2 separate regions of the Homo sapiens genome follow, and region 1 is linked to region 2. A link is an interaction called in ENCODE POLR2A ChIA-PET data of the cell type or tissue named here. Cell type or tissue: MCF 10A. All regions are shown on one strand. Each heading gives the region's core, and the rest is flanking DNA. Links, peaks and the distances in the headings are about the cores only. Region 1 has its middle 14 kb from the start of SAMSN1-AS1. Region 2 holds the start of LOC124905054 (a long non-coding RNA gene).

What was found. ChIA-PET counts read pairs that join two places held together with the same protein. Peaks named below come from ENCODE experiments on the same cell type or tissue, not always from the same donor. Only the 100,000 strongest peaks of a DNase experiment are listed, where the experiment ranks them.
Region 1: POLR2A ChIA-PET joins it to region 2 with 5 read pairs; 5 of 35 experiments call an interaction of 5 or more read pairs at or near these places.

What each region holds. Positions count from the first base shown.
Region 1 is chr21:14,563,313-14,572,209 of GRCh38, reverse strand. It overlaps a transcript of SAMSN1 not described here. Among named protein-coding and RNA genes, the nearest start is that of SAMSN1-AS1, 14 kb to the left of the region's middle. In MCF 10A, for the core only: no CTCF peak of the experiment used is centred there; a DNase peak (open chromatin) is centred at 4,089.
Region 2 is chr21:14,737,848-14,746,744 of GRCh38, reverse strand. LOC124905054 (a long non-coding RNA gene) reads left to right here and starts at 2,256. Exons shown (of 2, transcript XR_007067926.1): 1 at 2,256-2,291; 2 at 3,372-3,583. In MCF 10A, for the core only: no CTCF peak of the experiment used is centred there; a DNase peak (open chromatin) is centred at 5,314.

The sequences.
Region 1 (8,897 bases), core at 2,607-5,106, 170 kb after region 2:
TTAATGAAGAAAAGCTATTATTTTCAAGGGAAATTTTTATCATTTAATTATAATTTATTATTATATGTTTCTAATTATTTGTCATTCAGTAACAACAGCATAATGTCGATGATATATCAGGTATTTCCCTGAGCTGTGTGGCCACAATGGTGACAAAGACAGGTTCTTGCATTAGGATGTCACCATCAACAATTCTGTATTACACGAGAAAATGTTGCACTGAATTTACATTACTGGTTTCCAGTAGTTTTTAAGATTATTTCATATAGTTTGCCCAATTATCTCCCTGGAACTAAGAAAGCTGGAGCTAACTCACTGAAATGTATACAGTGAGCAACGGGTGAGAGTTTACTTTTAGCTTCTTGGGGGTACTCTACTGACCCCATGCCTGTGAGAGACTGGGGAAAACAGACAAAAAGAAGAAGAGGCTGGAGTGCACATGCTGGCATCACCGTTGCCCTTTTCTGACCTCCCGAATTGTGACTGTATTGACAGTGTCTTGCATATGTAAAATGATGTTACCTTTTTAAAACTCTTCTCATATATTTTATAGTAGCCACATCACATATGCATTTCATGATATTTTATTTCAAAGTCATAATATATCGCTCAGTCATAACCACCTTTTTCAGAAAGAATGAAAAATGAAGGAAAGAAATTCATGTTCCCTCTCCTTCCTGGGAAGTTGTAAAGCAAGTGGTTGAATTCACTCTAAAAACCCTTATGAATATTCAGTGTAAGATCTTTATGCATCTCATGGTTCCCAGCTATTAAATACAACCATAGTGATGAATAATTGGATTAGAAATATGGCTTTATTGCAGCTCACCTCAAGCCCAACCCCAGTGGAAGCCCATGTCTCACTCATAGAAAGGATTTTTTATCCAGGGCACAAGATACGTTAAAATCAAGAACTGATTTATTCATTTACTCAACAATTTGTTTTGAGTATTTACATCATGCCAGTTAAGGAGGATAAACTGTTGGGTAGAAACAGATTATTGTGAACCTTATAGTCTAATTAGAAACAAAAATATATTTAATCACATAAATAAACATGAAATGCCAGCTTTGATAAGAGCTATGATTGTTACATGGTTCTGTGAAGGCCAATAATAGGCGAGGAGTCAGAAAATGCTTTCATGGGTAGTGATGATAGAGTTCAAATGTGATGGAAGAGAAGAGTTAACTAACTGATAATAAGGACAATGAGAATTCATAATAGCTGGGAGAGAAAACACGGAGATGTGGGATAAGGTAAGCCTGAGGAAGGAGTCAGACCACATATGGTCTTACAGGTTATGCTGTTTTGCTGTGTCTTCCCTAAAAGCAATGAGGAAGCTAAGCAAGAACTGTTTTAAGCCAAGGGCTTATTTTGATATTTCTTGTTGATTTGTTGAGGATATGAGGCTTGAGTTGATATTTTGGAAAGATCACTCTACATACAGTGAAGAAAATAGATTTGAAGGGAAAAATAGATGAAAGATGATGGTGGCGTGAACTATGGTGGTAGAAAGACAGAGATTAATGAAAAGCTCTCAGGCTCATAGGATTATGTCTCCAACATATACATTTCTCCAAATGAAAGAAATGTCAGTTTCAAAAGTCATCTCTTGTGATGCCAACCGAAAAGCTCTATTCAATTTAGGACATATGGTCACAGATGACAGCAGAGAAGTGATACAATGACACGACTGCACATTCCAAATCTGTCCTTTAATTTTTAAAGCTCAGAAACTCATAGCCACCATAGTGGCTTAGTGGAATTACTACCAATGGATAAGGAAATGTCATCCATTTGCCTCCCCTGATTCCACTTGGACATAGGCCATTGTTTCTACAAAGAGTGGCTTGGAGCCATGCAAGGTTTCAAGGGAAATTGGCCTTTTAGAGGGGCATATGAATAGATAATGCATATTGCCACTGTAAAATCTCTAATGAATATTAAGGGTGGCTTTCATTTGTGGTGATTGAAATGAACTCATAAATTCTCTCTCTAGAATGCGGGAACTTTTTCCTCCCTGTGGAGAGATTTAATGGATTTGCGGCATTCTGAATGATTTGGCAAGAAATCAGAGGTACCTGCGCAGTCACCCGCAAAGGGCACTTAGTTTCTCGCATGTGATAGTCAACCACCACAAAATATTTTCTGTGTGAACCCAGAATGATTGATGCAAGCCACTGTAACTCATGACAAGGTGTCAAGTGAAAAACTGGGGGGGGGGAAAGTGGTTAAAGACACCACAGTTTTAAAAACAAATTTGACTTTTAGAGGAGAGTTATTTCCTTTTAGAAAAAAAAAAGTTAGGCCTACTATCTGCAAGAAATTTAGATTCGTTGTTTTTGGTAAGAACCATCATATTTTGAGGCCACTGAGAGCTCCTACTGCTCTCTCTATGGAGCAGATTAAATCGTTCCCATATAGTGATAAATATATTGCAAAAAGCCATATCAGGAATACAGTAGTTGTAGCAGTTAATGATAGAACTTCCAGTTAAAACAATATTCTTTGTGTTTCTTTGGCCAGTTCCCATTTTATGTGTGCTATTTTTTGATAAGTTAATTTTTCACATTTGCAGAATCAATAACTTTCAAAGCTTTATACAATTGAAAAGGAAAAATTGGTTGCAAGAGTTCTTGGGAGTTTTGCTGGCTGTGTGGGCTTGGGTTAACAGAAAAAATCTGGGAAAAAAATCTATCAAAAAAGCAGATGAGGGTTAAGATTAAAAATATCATCAGCACTAATTTTTTTGTACACATCTAAGGAAATTGGGGAAATAACCCAAAACAGCAAAATGGGGAAATAACCCAAAACAGCAGTCGGCCAAAATGAATTCATTTATTTTACTGTGTAATGTGGAAGAGAATTATCTTTTCAGAAGAAGTAACTTTTAAATGCATTTTGTTTTTGTTTAGAGATAGGGTCTTGCTCTGTTGCCCAGGCTGCACTGCAGTAGTGCGGTCACAGCTCACTGCAGCCTCTATCTTCTGGGCTCAAGCCATCCTCCCACCTCAGCCTCCCAAGTAGACAGGACTATAGGCATGCAACAACACGCCTAGCTATTTTTATTTTTTTTTTTAAATAGAAATGAGGTATTGCTATGTTGCCTAGGCTGGTCTTGAACTCCTGGATTCAAGTGATCCTCTTTCCAGCCTCCCAAACTGCTGAGATTATAGGCATGAAGCTACTATGCCTAGCCTTTTTAATGTTTTTTAATGCTGGACTTTCAGGATCTGAAGTAAAATGAATTCTGGTTAATTTTGTTATTTTGAAGGAGTGCATTTTTGTGTGAAATGAATCTGTCATCCTGCTTTCTTATATTATCAATCAGTAAGATACTATGAAGGAGGTTAACCCAAATGTTGTGCATTTATTTACATGAAGGAATTACTACTAATACTATGATTTAAGACACTAGATTCCCTTTTAACACTGGATAGCAAAGTTAGTTTCAGTGGAGAAATCTTTCTGAGTGTAGACTTGGCTCTTAATTAGGCTTCCCTTGGGAGGGAAACTTCTTCATTTGTGAAGATTCTGGGTTGGAGGACAAGCCAGCTGACATTAGCTGGGGTTTCTTTAGCTGTAAAATAAATGGATAGTACTAGATGACCACTAAGACCTCTTCTATGAATAAATATCCATGGATCAACTTTATGAAGGAATGAAGAGTACTTGTGGATTATATTAAGCCATCACTGGGGGGAAGACCTGATTCCCGTGAAAATATTTCCGAACTTAGTACCTTATATGGCAAAATGCTGAACACCTTTTATTACTCAGTTTTAAAATAAATAGGCAAGAAATAATATGTGGTGTTTTTCCAGTCGCCTTTCCACACTTGGCTGTCATACAGTGGCACACTTATTAGAGCTCAGTGCTGCTTAGATGTGAAAGGTTGATATAGTTCTATTTATGAGGGGGATATAGGGAACTCATTCTAATTGAGAATCAGAGGCCTTATAAACCTGAACACTTAAATGAGAGACATGTCATTAAAGAAAGAATCACTTCATGTAATGTTTTCAAATAAAACCAATATTTGTTTTACAATTTTGATAGAATACTATGTTCTAAAGCGGTATTTCCCAATGTGTGGTTCCATGATTAGTAATGCTTGCTTAATCCAGACTTACTCAATCAGAATTTCTAGAATGGACATCATTTCAAAAGCTGCTTAGGTGATATTTTATGCTCACCAAAGTTTTAGAACAACTTCTGAATAGACGAACACCATTTTTTATTCTCTGATTTTTCAGTTTCATTTTCACCTATCCAAGAAGTCTTTTTGAGAATCTCTCATATGTATATTATTTTCACAAGTTATTAAATCCAGAAGGTACAACAATCCTGTAAAGTAGGCAATTGAATTTTCCAAATGAGAGGCAACAGGGCACCGAGATTGAGGAACTCGCCCAAGGTCAGTCAGTTTCAGGGCTGAGCTGCGGTTTCAGTCAAGGTCTTCTTAGTCCCATTCTTGCCATACACATCACCTTAGGACCTCACACTAAGAACACAGAAAAGAAAAAAGGACACCAGGACGCCAGGAATGGACTGGGTGTCCCTTGGTAATGCTCAGTACTCAAGGTCTTTATGATCAGCTGGAAGAGTGTACAGAGCCTCTAATGGGTGCAGTGGATAAATCCCCAGAGGTAGTTTTGTGCTTTCCAACCGACTGGGCTAAAAATCCCATTAGAGAATATTTGGGACTTTTCATAAATTGTGGAGTAGAAAAATCCCCAAGCAAAGGGTATTAACAAACCACAAGTTCACTTAGCATATATTTTCCAGATTTTACAAAATGGTTTTAAATTAAATAATTTTTATCATTTTAACATAATCTTTTTTTGATATTTATGTAAATAAAATCTGATGCTCTGGACTGGGTCATTTTTTGTGTTTTTTTTTTTTTCAAGCTTGCCGTCCAAGCCGGATTAAAAACCATTCACCTGACTTACTCGTGCAACTTCCTCTTATTTATGGCTACTCTTTTATGTTCTTTACTGTTATTTTCCTTTCTGTCTTCTGACAACACCGCCCTGGTACAGATGTTTTAGTGGATGGCTTTCTTGTGGTTCTAGGAGCCATGAAACCCTCTGTCAATACCACTCTGTATGACCGAAGGCACCTGGCATAGCATTCAACCCAATCATTGAGGAGCAAAAGTCATCTCCTCTGTCAGAGGATCAAAGAAAATGCCCAGTTTACTAATCATAAAGCCTACTTACTTTAGTAAGAGTTTCCAATATTGTTTGGTCATGATCTCTATATCCTAAGATGTTTGAACCATGACAATAGGTCTCTAGGTGGTGTGCATGTGTGTGTTTCTTTGTACTGGATAACACTAACATGGCTCAAAAAGAAATATGAGAAAGGCCAGGTGCAGTGGCTTACCCCTGTAATCCCAGCACTTTGGGAGGCCGAGGTGGGCAGATCACTTGAGATCAGGAGTTCAAGACCAGCCTGGCCAACATGGTGAAATCCCATCTGTACTAAAAATACAAAAATTAGCAAGGCATGTTGGTGCACACCTGTAACCCCAGCTACTTGAGAGGCTGAGGCAAGAGAATAGCTTGAACCCGGGAGGCAGAAGTTGTAGTGAGCCAAAATCATACCACTGCACTATAGCCTGGGCGACAAAGTGAGACCCTGTCTCAAAAAAAAAATTTTATATATATATATGGAAGGTTTTATTAGATTTTTTTATGGGCCAACCTCCCCCTGCCTTTACCTTTGTAAAATGCAGTAATTTTTAAGTGGCATTATATGGTGGTAGTCTTATATGATGCAAGAGATACTTTAAAAATCTTCCTTTAAATGTCAGAATAGATTGTGGGAAATGAAAATCACTGGTGTTAAATGGTAACAAAATTAATGATTTTGAAATACTTATGTTAAAAGGCTTTTTGAAATTGACTACTTAGCTTTTGTAGTGTGCTTTTTCTGATGGTCTTGCAACACTTGGATATCCTTATTTAACACAATTAGTAAATTTGATAGCTATATTTGTTGTGCATTACTTCAATTCAGATGCAAGTGGAGAAAAGTCTCCTTTGACTAAAACACAACTGACTTTAAATGTGGTTACTGCCAATGAGTTGTCAATGAGAGTAGCAGCTTGCCCTTTGTGTATCTGGGAAAATTGTTAAAAAGGTAAGATTATGTCTTTACTAATAACGAAAACAGAACCAATTAGCAAGTCCATCTGCAGATAGGTAATTGGAAGTGAATAAATTATTATGTCTTCCTGTTATTTTCATTGTCAAGACATACGTCCCATTGGCAAGGAGACAAGGTTTGTTGGTTTGCCTTTTGAAATTATACAAATCTACCAATCCCCAAATATTTATTAAACTCCTCATATGTTCAGAGCATTTTTGCACTTTTATTGTGGCTAGCATTGTATTTATTCATTGTGATGTTGAGAAGTTTATGTAGCATGGTATAACGGAAAGACCACTAGACTTTAAAGGAAGGAATCCTGAGTTTAAATTTGGAATCGATGACATCCGCAGTCACACTACTCTCTGATCCACAGTCTCTTTCTGTGTGGTGGGAAAAATAAAGCTTTCTCTCAGACTTATTGTTAGGATGCTAAGAGATATTTTATGTGCTGGTGCTTAGATCTCTGCTTGGTATATAGATGGAGGCCAAGAACCCATGTTAAAAGGAAACAAATACATATTTCAGAAAGCTGCATCACAAAACCAGCAAGGCAATTGTAGATTTATGTGTAAGCAATGCATTTTGTTGAGTTCATTGACTTGTTGTGGCAGTTTAACACTGTCTCTGAACTTCTCAGCATGACTCCTGGTGTAAAAGCTAGTGTTATCAATAGAGGATGAGTCATTGAAGATATTTTCCCTGCGTCTTGGAGGCCTTCTGTGAGGTATACAAACCAAAACATGTTTTTTTTTTTTTTTTTGGATAGAGTCTTGCCAAGGCTGGAGTTCAGTGGTGTGATCTCAGCTCACTGCAACCTCCGCCTCCCAGGTTAAAGTGATTCTCCTGCCTCAGCCTCCCGAGTAGCTGGGATTACAGGTACATGCCACCATGCCCGGCTAATTTTTGTATTTTTAAGTAGAGATGGGGTTTCACCATGTTGGCCAGGCTGGTCTTGAACTCCTCACCTCAAGTGATCCACCCACCTCAGCCTCCCAAAGTGCTGGGATTACAGGTGTGAGCCACCACTCCCAGCCCAAAACATGTTCTTTTTTCTTCTTGGTTTTACAAGCTCCCTGGTGTGCCCTTTTTGTTGCCCCTCTGCTCAATTTCAGTTGCTTCTCCATCCCTTTGATTCCTGAACCCTGTTTTGGAAATTATGCATGCTATAACTTTTCCTGCTGAGTGGATTTGGAGTGATCCTCCCCAGCCTTCGGTTTCTTCCTCTGACTGCTCCTAAAAATACTCCCTTGGGTCTTAGGAGAAGGTGACAACATAGTGAGCACTTGGAAAGGAATTACAAAGTGGAAAATGAATTGAAAGAAACCAGAGGAAGAGAAGGAGGGATAGGATAAAGAGGCGATCTTCTTTGACTATAAAATAAAGCTTTAGATGTACAGCCAACTGCTAAAGAAATGCATGGAGTTGCTTTTGGCTTATCATCTTTCTCCACTAATTATCTTGTGAGTTTTATTCTGCATGACAGGTTTGGCTGTGTGGTACAGTGGTGTCAGACAGGCCTGGGTTTAACTCTTGACTACTTGTTAGCTTTTTGTCTTTAGGTGAGTTAGCTGTTTTGTACCACAGTTTTCTCTTTGCAACACAGGAGACAATAACACTTGATACTGTTGTTAAGAGGATTTAGTGAGATGCAGTAATCTATAGCAGATTATCAATAAATGTTTGCTCATTTTGCTCATTTTTTCTCTTCCAAGAAATCTCCCTTCTTCTCATCTACTTCTAGGCTTTAATAATGAATGAGACTGAGTATAAGAGTATGGGAAATGGTGGCTTTAAAACATATAATCCATATTCTCCATCGGCGTCTCCATAAAACCCTTCTTCAAGTCAGTATGTAGGCATCTAAGGTCCTCTTAGATTATCTGATTTGAAATCAATTGCATGGGTTCAGAACCAGACATTACTCATTTTAAAAATCCAGATAGTGTAAGCAAATCAGACTTTTAAAAAACGAATGTATTTACCAATGCTAGACATATAGTAGGAACTCGAAAATGGTGTTGGGGTAAAGGAATGACAAAATGAATGAATGCCAGTAGGTGTGTATACCCAACTTGGCCACCCCATGCAGATACAAGCTATTTTTGGTTCACTTTTGCTACCATTCTTAATTGTACCTATATTCTTGTTAAGTCTTTTCCTACTTAGGTTATTCTACCACTACTTATGCTGACACATATGTCAATTGCTGACACGGGGCATTCACAGCTCCTTCCAAGTATTTTATACCTGTTCTTTCCATGGAGAACATTTGATTTGCAGGGTAAGAAACTATTGTGAAATTCTGTTTAAGGCCACTAATCTCTCTAAAATATAACTTTGTATGAATCACGAAGTATAGGAACCACTGTTGTTTTTGTACCCAGGGCTTAGTTACTGGGGAAGAAGCTCACTCACATGGTAAGACTACACTACATTTGTACCACAAGTAGAGACACTTGGGCTCTAGACCCAGTGCTGCTCTCAGCTTTATTTTTTTCCCCTTAAATTGAGCTTCTCCAGCTCTTTTTTGAGCCTTAACTTTCCCAAATAAATTTTATGATTTTACATAAAAATACCAAAGACAACTGAATACTAAATTGTGTACACAAAAGTTTTTCATACTTACAGAGTCTTAATTTAATAATATCATTGTGTAATTTGCATTCAAAACAAAGTGAAGTCATGTTAAATTTCTCCTTCAATATAATTCAATTAGAAACATATACTTTACATT
Region 2 (8,897 bases), core at 3,932-6,431:
TCCTCACCCAAATCTCATGTTAAATTGTAATCCCCATTGTTGGAGGATGGACCCAGTGGAAGGTAATTGGATCGGGGGGTGGATTTTCCCCTTGCTGTTCTCACTATAGTGAGTGAGTTCTCAGGAGATCTGGTTGTTTAAAAGTGTGTAGCACTTCCCTGTTTGCCCACTGTCTCTCTGTCTCCTGCTCTGACATGGTAAGACATGTTTGCTTCCCCTTCACCTTCCACCCTGATTGTAAGTTTCTTGAGGCCTCCCAGCCATGCTTCCTGTACAGCCTATCGAGCTGTGAGTCAATTAAACCTCTTTTCTTTATAAATTACTCAGTCTCACATAGTTCTTTATAGCAGTGTGAAAATGAACTAACATAAAAACTTAGTACTAGAGGAGTTGGGCATTGCTATAAAGATACTTGAAAATGTGGAAGTGACTTTGGAACTGGATAATGGGCAGAGGTTGGAACAATTTGGAGGGATCAGAAAATGACAGGAGGGTGAGGGAAAGTGCAGAACTTCCTAGAGATTTGTTGAGTAGTTTTGACCAAAACACATATTGTAATATGGACAATGAAATCCAGCTTAAAGTGGTCTCAGATGGAGATGAGGAACTTATTGGGAACTGGAACAAAGGTCATCCTTGCTATGCTTTAGCAAAGAGACTGGCAGCATTTTGCCACTGCCCTAGAGATCTATGGAACTTTGAACTTGAGAGAGATGATTTGGGTTATCTAGCAGAGGAAATTTCTAAGCAGCAAAGCACTCAAGAGGTTATCTGGCTGCTTCTAAAATCCTATGGCCATTTGCATAAGCAAAGAGAATTTGTATTTAAAAGGGAAGAGGAGCATAAAAGTTTGGAAAATCTGCAGCCTTACCAAGTGGTAGAAAAGAAAAATCAATTTTCTGGAGGGAAATTCAAGCCTGCTACAGAAGTTGCATAAGTAAAGAGGAACAAAATATGAATAGCCAAGACAGTGGGGAAAATGTCTTCAAGATATTTCAGAGACCTTTGTGGCAGCCCCTCCCATCACAGGCCTGGAGCCTTAGGAGGGAAAAAAGGTTTCATGGGCCAGGCACAGGGCCCTGCTGGTCTATGCAGCCTCCAGACATGGTACCCTGTATCTCAGCTGCTCCAGCTCTAGCCGTGGCTAAAAGGGGTGAAGGTACAGCTTGAGTCATTACTTCATGTGTTGTTGGACCTGTGGGTATACAGAAAGCAAGAGGTGAGGTTTGGGAGCTTCCACCTGGATTTTAGAAGATGTATAGAAATTCCTGGATGTCTATTCAGAAGTTTGCTGCAGGGGCAGAGCCCTCATGGAGAACCTCTACTAGGGCAGTGCAAAGTGGAAATGTGGGGTTGGAGCCACCACTGAGTCCTCACTGGGGCACAGCCTAGTGGAGCTGTGGGAAGAAGGCCACTGTCCTCCAGACCCCAGAATGGTAGATCCAATGACAGCTTGCACCACAAACCTGGAAAAGCCATAGGCACTCAATGCCAGCTTGAGAAAGCAGCCGCAGGGGCTAGACACTGCAGAGCCACAGGGGCAGAGCTGCCCAAGGCCTTCGGAGCTCACCCCTTGCTTCAATATGGCCTAGATGAGAGACATGGAGGCAAAGGAGGTTATTTGGGAGCTTTAAGATTTAATGACTGCTCTGCTGGGTTTCAGACTTGTGTGGGGCTTGTAGCCCCTCTTTGTTTTGGCCAATTTCTCCCATTTAGAGCAGGAATATTTACCCAAAGCCTGTGCTCCCATTTTATCTTAGAAGTAACTTGTTTTTCACTTCACAGGCTCATAGGTAGAAGGGACTTGGCTTGCTTGTCTCAGACGAGACTTTGGACTTGTACTTTTGAGTTAATGCTGGGATGAGTTAAGACTCTGGGGGACTGTTGGGAAGGCATGATTGGTTTTGAAATGTAAGAAGGACATGATATTTGGGAGGGGCCACGAGTGGAATAATATGGTTTGTTTCTGTATCTCCACTCAAACCTCATGTTGAATTGAAATCTCCAGTGTTGGGGGAAGAACCTAGTGGGAGGTGATTGGATCACGGGGGCAGAATTTCACCCTGTTGATCTCATGACAGTGAGGTAGTTCTCACAAGATCTGTTTGTTTAAAAGTGTGTAGCACTTCCCCCTTAGCTCTCTTCTCTCTCTCTGTCCTGCTCTGCCATGGTAGATGTGCTTGCTTTCCCTTTGCCTTCTGCCATGATTGTAAGTTTCCTAAGGTTTTCCAGCCATGCTTCCTGTACAGCCTGCAGAACTGCTCTTTCCTTTATAAAATACCCAGTCTCAGGTAGATTTTTTGTTTTGTTTTGTTTTGTTTTGTTTTGTTTTTTTGAGATGGAGTCTCACTCTGTTGCCCAGGCTGGAGTGCAGTGGTGTGATCTTGGCTCAATGAAACCTCTGCCTACAGGATTCAAGCGATTCTCCTGCCTCAGCCTCCTGAGTAGCTGGGACTACAGGTGCATGCCACCACACCTGGCTAATTTTTTTATATTAGTAGAGACAGGGTTTCACCATGTTAGCCAGGATGGTCTTGATCTCCTGACCTCATGATCCGCCCGCCTTGGCCTTCCAAAGTGCTGGGATTACAGGCGTGAGCCACTGTGCCTGGCCAGGTAGTGTGAAAATAGACTTATACAAAATTTTACTCCATCTAATTACCGTGTCTTTTGATTGCGAATTTAATCCATTTACACTTAAGATAATTATTGACATGCAAGAACTTACTGTTGCCATTTTATTACTATTTCCTTTGTTCTCTTCTACCAATCTTGCTGTCTTCCTTTGTGATTTGTCTTCCTTTGTGATTTGTCTTCCTTTGTGATTTGTCTTCCTTTGTGATTTGTTGAATTTTTATAGTGTTATGCTTTGATTCCTTTCTTTTTATCTTTTTGGTATCTTCTAGAAGTTTTTTCTTGGTGGTTACCATGGAGTTTATGTGTAACATTTTAGGGTTATAACAGTCTATTTTAAGCTAATAACAGCTTAACTTCAATTGCATACAAAATGTCTACACTCTCACTCTGCACCCCCACCATATTTTATGCTATTTATGTCACAACTTATATCTTTTAATTTTATAAATCCATTAACAAATTGTTGTAGCTATAGTTACTTTTGATATTTTTGTCTTTTATCTTTTATGCTAGAATCACAAGTTATAGTCTTTGAAAAAAAATTAGTAGATTCAGAAATTTTTCTGAGCGAATTTTGAATTCCTCCAAATGAACTCTGTCAGTTTATTGTGAGACAGCATCAAGCTGCTCTAGGCTCTACAGTTCTGGAACACTAGTAGTTTCTTATTATCTCAGTGAATATTGTATTTAAAACTAAACCTAAAGGGGGACTTCTGTGTTATTTTCTCTTTCAGATCGTGTAGACTTCAATTGGCAGAGTTACTCAGTATTATTTACTTGGAAAATCCTCTGTAACCTAAAAGTCCTAGCTCTCCTGACACTAAGGATGACAATGGAACACTTAAATGGTAGCTGCCTATGAAGGGCTGTCCCTCTACCCCCTTGTTCCCTCTGAATCTGAAGCTATTAGCCACTTACAATCTTAATAAACTAAAATTTTTTTGGATATTTGGATTAAATTTTTCTAAAGTATTTAATGGGGAAGAATAATATACTGCATTTAAGAGTTTAAGTATACCTTTTTCATGGTCTATACCCTAGAAAACAAATTATATGACTCTTTTTAATGTGTTCTTTTCATACAATATAACAGTGAGCATCCCACCCCTCATTTCTTCCTTATGGCATGCATTTTTGAAAGCATGTAGTTTGTTTTTAATCATATATAGTGTTACTTGAAGAAACTTACTCTTTGCCTATGCTCACCTCCAGCATTTTAAATTCATAACCTTAATGCTACCTTAATGTTGGCTTTCAAAATTCCAAAGTACTGTAAAAGAGAGCAAGAAAGCAAAAAATAAAATAAAATATACAGAAATAGGGAAGGAAATGCAACCAGTTTGGAGAGAAAATAGGGCATGAGTGTGAGATATGTAATAGTAATCTCTAAGATCCAGCTGTAAAATGACATGATTGAATATACAATATACTGGTGATTGAAAATATCATATATTTCACATTAAGACAATTAAACATAGATATGGGGTTAATTTTATTTCTTTTCCTTCCAGGAGATGCATATATCTGTAGAGTTTTTATAGAAAGAAAACAGAGAGAGGAATCAATCCACACTCTAATACTCTTGTTTCTAAGTAATCTAATGACAACTCTTATAATTAAGTTTTTTTAAAAAAAGTCAATGTACTGAAATGGGAATCATGAGATCATCCAGCCATTTAACATCTCAGTTATATAAGTGAGACTTCTTCTTAAATTAATTAACCAGTGAGCGTACACACAAAAAGCACAATGAGTCAAATCTTTTCATCATGAACTTAGGTTAGCTGCATAGTTTTGAGCTTTTTGGAAACTTGCCAAAATAAGTTTTTACATATCACATTATAAGTTGGAAAAAAACTAGCATTACAGAGTAGCCTCGCTGAAATGAATTTTCAGGTAAAAACAAAGGATTAAATACAATAGTTGGTGAGGAATTTGCTGAACCTTCTTGAAATTTATTTCTTCAAATTTTTAATTCATTCATTCAATATATTTGAGTGTCCATCATTTATTAATAACCTATTAGTTCATATGTTGTTTAGCCGTATTAATTTTTTAAAATGGACTTTACTTCATTATTTGAAATATTTAAGGTGGGGTATACTAATTGGGAAGGGGATTTAAGTGTGATTACTGGGTAAAGCACTTGACTTATCAAATACAGCTCACCCAGTACACAGTGCAAATAACACACAATTAAATACTTCAATCATAGAAAGTGACTTAGATAAGCAGAGATCAGAGAAACAACTGATATGGAATTATTTGTTACACAGAAATTCTATAAGCAAATCAAACAAGGATTGATTTCCTAGTGAATATCTGCTAAGACATGGGGATAGCTTTATCATATAGAATTATTTTAATGGAAATTTCAAGATTTTAAGCTAGAACACAAGCAGAGAGGTAGCGGAAACTTCCAGGAACTTGGAACTAATAAGAGTACCTTTTGTTTATAGAATGTGTACTTTACAAAATGAGTTCACACTCATGGTTTTAACAACACTGCGAAGTAGGCATTGGGAAAGCTAAGCCAGAGATTTTAATTAGGAAGAACAGCATGGGGTAATTTGGTAGTTTTAAAATTGTATTCTAGATCAGTGCTTCTCAAGTTCACTGTGTACACATACCACCTGGGGATCTTGTCACATGGTAGAGTCTGATTCACTGAACCTGGAATGGGGCCTGAGATTTTTCAAGGCTTTCATGCTCTCAGGTGATGCAAATGGCCACTTCAAGGAGGAGCTTTGGAAGAGTCCTAGGAGTCAGAGTTTTTATTGCCTTGTGGGGCTGGGAAGGGAGGTGGGAGAAGTCAGGTGAAAGTCCCTAAGGCTCTTGCTTCTCTTCACCACAATGATATCATTTCGATCTGATAATATATTAAAGTTGCACATGGGGCTTTACTTGAAGAATTTTTTGTTATAGTTAATACATTTTTTTTTTCAGTCTTTGAAACCAAAAAATTGTTTTCAAAGTCTTGGGGGAAAAATCACTAGGTTCCCATCATGTCTCCGGCAGTATCTATCCTGTCTCACTGAGGGTGTTTGCTCTTCTCTAAAGTGAGTGAAATCAAAGACAAAATCTCCAAGACAATAGCCACCAATATTATAATTTCTATATCACTTCTAAAGTAAAACTGCTAGTAAGTAGTAAATCAGAGGTTAGCTGCAGGTCTTCCATGTCCAGGGCTTTTGACACTGCACCACGTGTTTATTCAGATATTTCTATCAGTCAGGAAACATATCTGGCACTCTTGTTCATGATGAGTAATAGAGGAATCATTGCCTTTGCTAGAGGATTTTATTAAAAAAAAAAATTAGAGGGTAGTAACACCTATTGGAAAAGAGAATGTGATGAGAAAAGAGAAATGCCTGCCCCTTCCTATTTATAGGTGATTCTTGGTTATCTGGGAAGGTGCAACATCAACGAATCATAAATATGGAATGGGAGGGATCTGGAAGATTTTCTAATTTGAGTATAGTATTGTACTCACAGACGTTAAGGAATTAGTCCCATGGTGACCCAGATAGTTAGTGGCAAATTAGAGTAGGCCTTGGATCTCCTGATTCTTATATGAATTCTTCTGCATCTTTTTTAGTCCTATAACAAATCTCCCACCAGTACTGGTAACATAAAGTCACTGTGTTTGGTTGAAGGTTTCATACATTTTGTTTTTTCCTTCACCCCCTGCCTACAATTCTCCTACTAGGCCTGTTATTTGATGAAGATGATATAAATAGAAGCAGAGCAGCACATAGTGTGACCACGAAAGGCCAAAGAGCACATACTGGAGACCTGAATGTCAACCAAACTGCATAATCCCTGTTTATCTTCATTGTAGAAATTGCCATAACCGTGAGTTCTTTAGATTCTTTGGTGTTCTTAGTACATCCTAATGCAAGAACCTCTCACTGAGATCGTAGGTAAGGAGTAGAATTTTGTGATAGGCTAATGTGAAGCCATGGTGAAAATAAAAGATAGCATTGAAGGAGCTTCTGTATATACAATAAAAAAATTTAATTCAATATTTAAAAATTTTGTTATTAATATACTTATTACTTCAGCAAAGTAGACAGTATTTATTGAGTAGTACCTAGTAGACACTGTTCTAATGCTTTATAGATCTAACATCTTTTAATTCTCAAGTGCATCCAGTTTCAAGTGCGTGTATTGACAGAGTGATAGCTAAAAAATATGGAAAAGACATTTCACTCATAGGCTTCTGTCACTACCAGATTGATTTTTCACTGACTCTACAGTTGTTCGTCTGACTGCACCTAATCATGTGGTTTCTCAGGCATCCTGTGACCCATCTTGGTCTGTCACTTGAGACCTCTCACCTTTTATCTGGTCTTGAAATGTACAGCCTGCAAAGGCCTCTGAGATCTATGTTTTTTGTTGTTGTTGTTTGGTTGGCTTTTTAGGACACAAAGAACTATTTAAAATCCATCACTATTTTCTGTTTCTGTTTTTATTTTTTTCCATACAACCTCTAGATCAAGTGCAAACAACAGAGTAAATTTTATTTTATGTGTACTAATTCTCAATTCAGTATTTTTGACATCAATGGTTGAAGTGTCCTAGATTTAGTTGTTATTGTTCCACTTTAATTTTTATTTGCTACAGGAGCATCATGGTTCAGGTTAAGAGATCAAACTAGTTGCTTTATCAGATACACCCTTACATTCTCTTTCTCATGCAATACAGATCTGTCAGCCACAAATGTTAAACCTAAAATATCTACCATATGTTTTCTCTGGAAAAAGGAGTTCTATGAGGTTGAGAACTGCTGTGTAAAACACTGTATATTACTAAACTGTCAGAATGTCTATGAGTTTTCTATCTCAAGAATACTGGTATTAGAGAATACCAGTCTTCCCTCCATGAAAGTTATTGTACGTAGGTTTTACCTAGGATATACCAGGGACTCAAGATTTGCACTAAACACAACAGATGATCCTGCCTTCATGGAGATAACATTCCAGTAAGAAGATATACATTATAATTGTATGGACATGGATCATATTCTTCTTAGTCCTCTCCCTGTTTCCATCTGCTTTTTTGATAATAAGACATTTTATTTCCACAAATAAAATTTCCCTGAAGACTCCAGGAATATTATCAGGTTATCTGTAAGATTCATTTGGAATTTACACATTTGTCATCTTGTGTTGTCGTCTACCTTTTAAAAAATGTGCAAGTGTCCACGTATGTTTATTGCAGCACTATTCACAATAGCAAAGACTTGGAATCAACCCAAATGCCCATCCATGATAGACTGGATAAAGAAAATGTGGCACATATACACAATAGAATACTATGCAGCCATAAAAAAGGATGAGTTCATGTCCTTTGCATGGACATGGATGAAACTGGAAACCATCATTCTCAGCAAACTAACACAAGAACAGAAAACCAAACACTGCATGTCCTCACGCATAAGTAGGAGTGGAAAAATAAGAACACATGGACACAGGGAGGGGAACATCACACACTGGGGCCTGTTGGGGGGTGGGGGCTAGGGAAGGGACAGCATTAGGAGAAATACCTAATGTAGATGAAGGGTTGATGGGTGCAACAAACCACCATGGCACATATATACCTATGTAACAAACCTGCACGTTATGCACACGTGCTCCAGAACTCAAAGTATTATATATATATGAATGAAGGTAGATTTTATTTAATAAGCTAATTTCTTGTAGTCTATATTATTGCAACAATAAAATATATATAAAGTTGAAAAAATGTGCAAATATCTTTTCTCCATAATAAGATTTTTTTAATTTCTAAGGGCAGGGATCGCCACCTACATGGTTTTATTACATTTTATTTTGCAAATATTTACACATACAAGGAGAGTATAAAGAAAAATAAAGTGAACACCAGCTTAGCAAATAAAACACGCCCTGCACATTTGAAGTGCCGTTAAGCATTCCTCTCTGATCACGTCTCATTTCTTCCTTGCCTCTAGAGGGAGCCACCGGTATTTATCTTCCACTGTGTTTTTAGTACAATAATTGCAGGTACTCTTAGCTGTATATAATATCCTTTTGTACGTTTTAAAAGTTTGTATACAAAATCTTATACCATATTGTTCTGTGTTCATTTGACATTTTCTTCTAACATTTTTGTTCATGGGAATCCTGCACATTGTCAGTCATGCCTGTAGTTTATTGCTTTTCTCTGTTGCATATTATTTCATTATTTGAGCATAGCATAATTTATTTATTTATTATCTTGCTCTTGGACATTTGGGT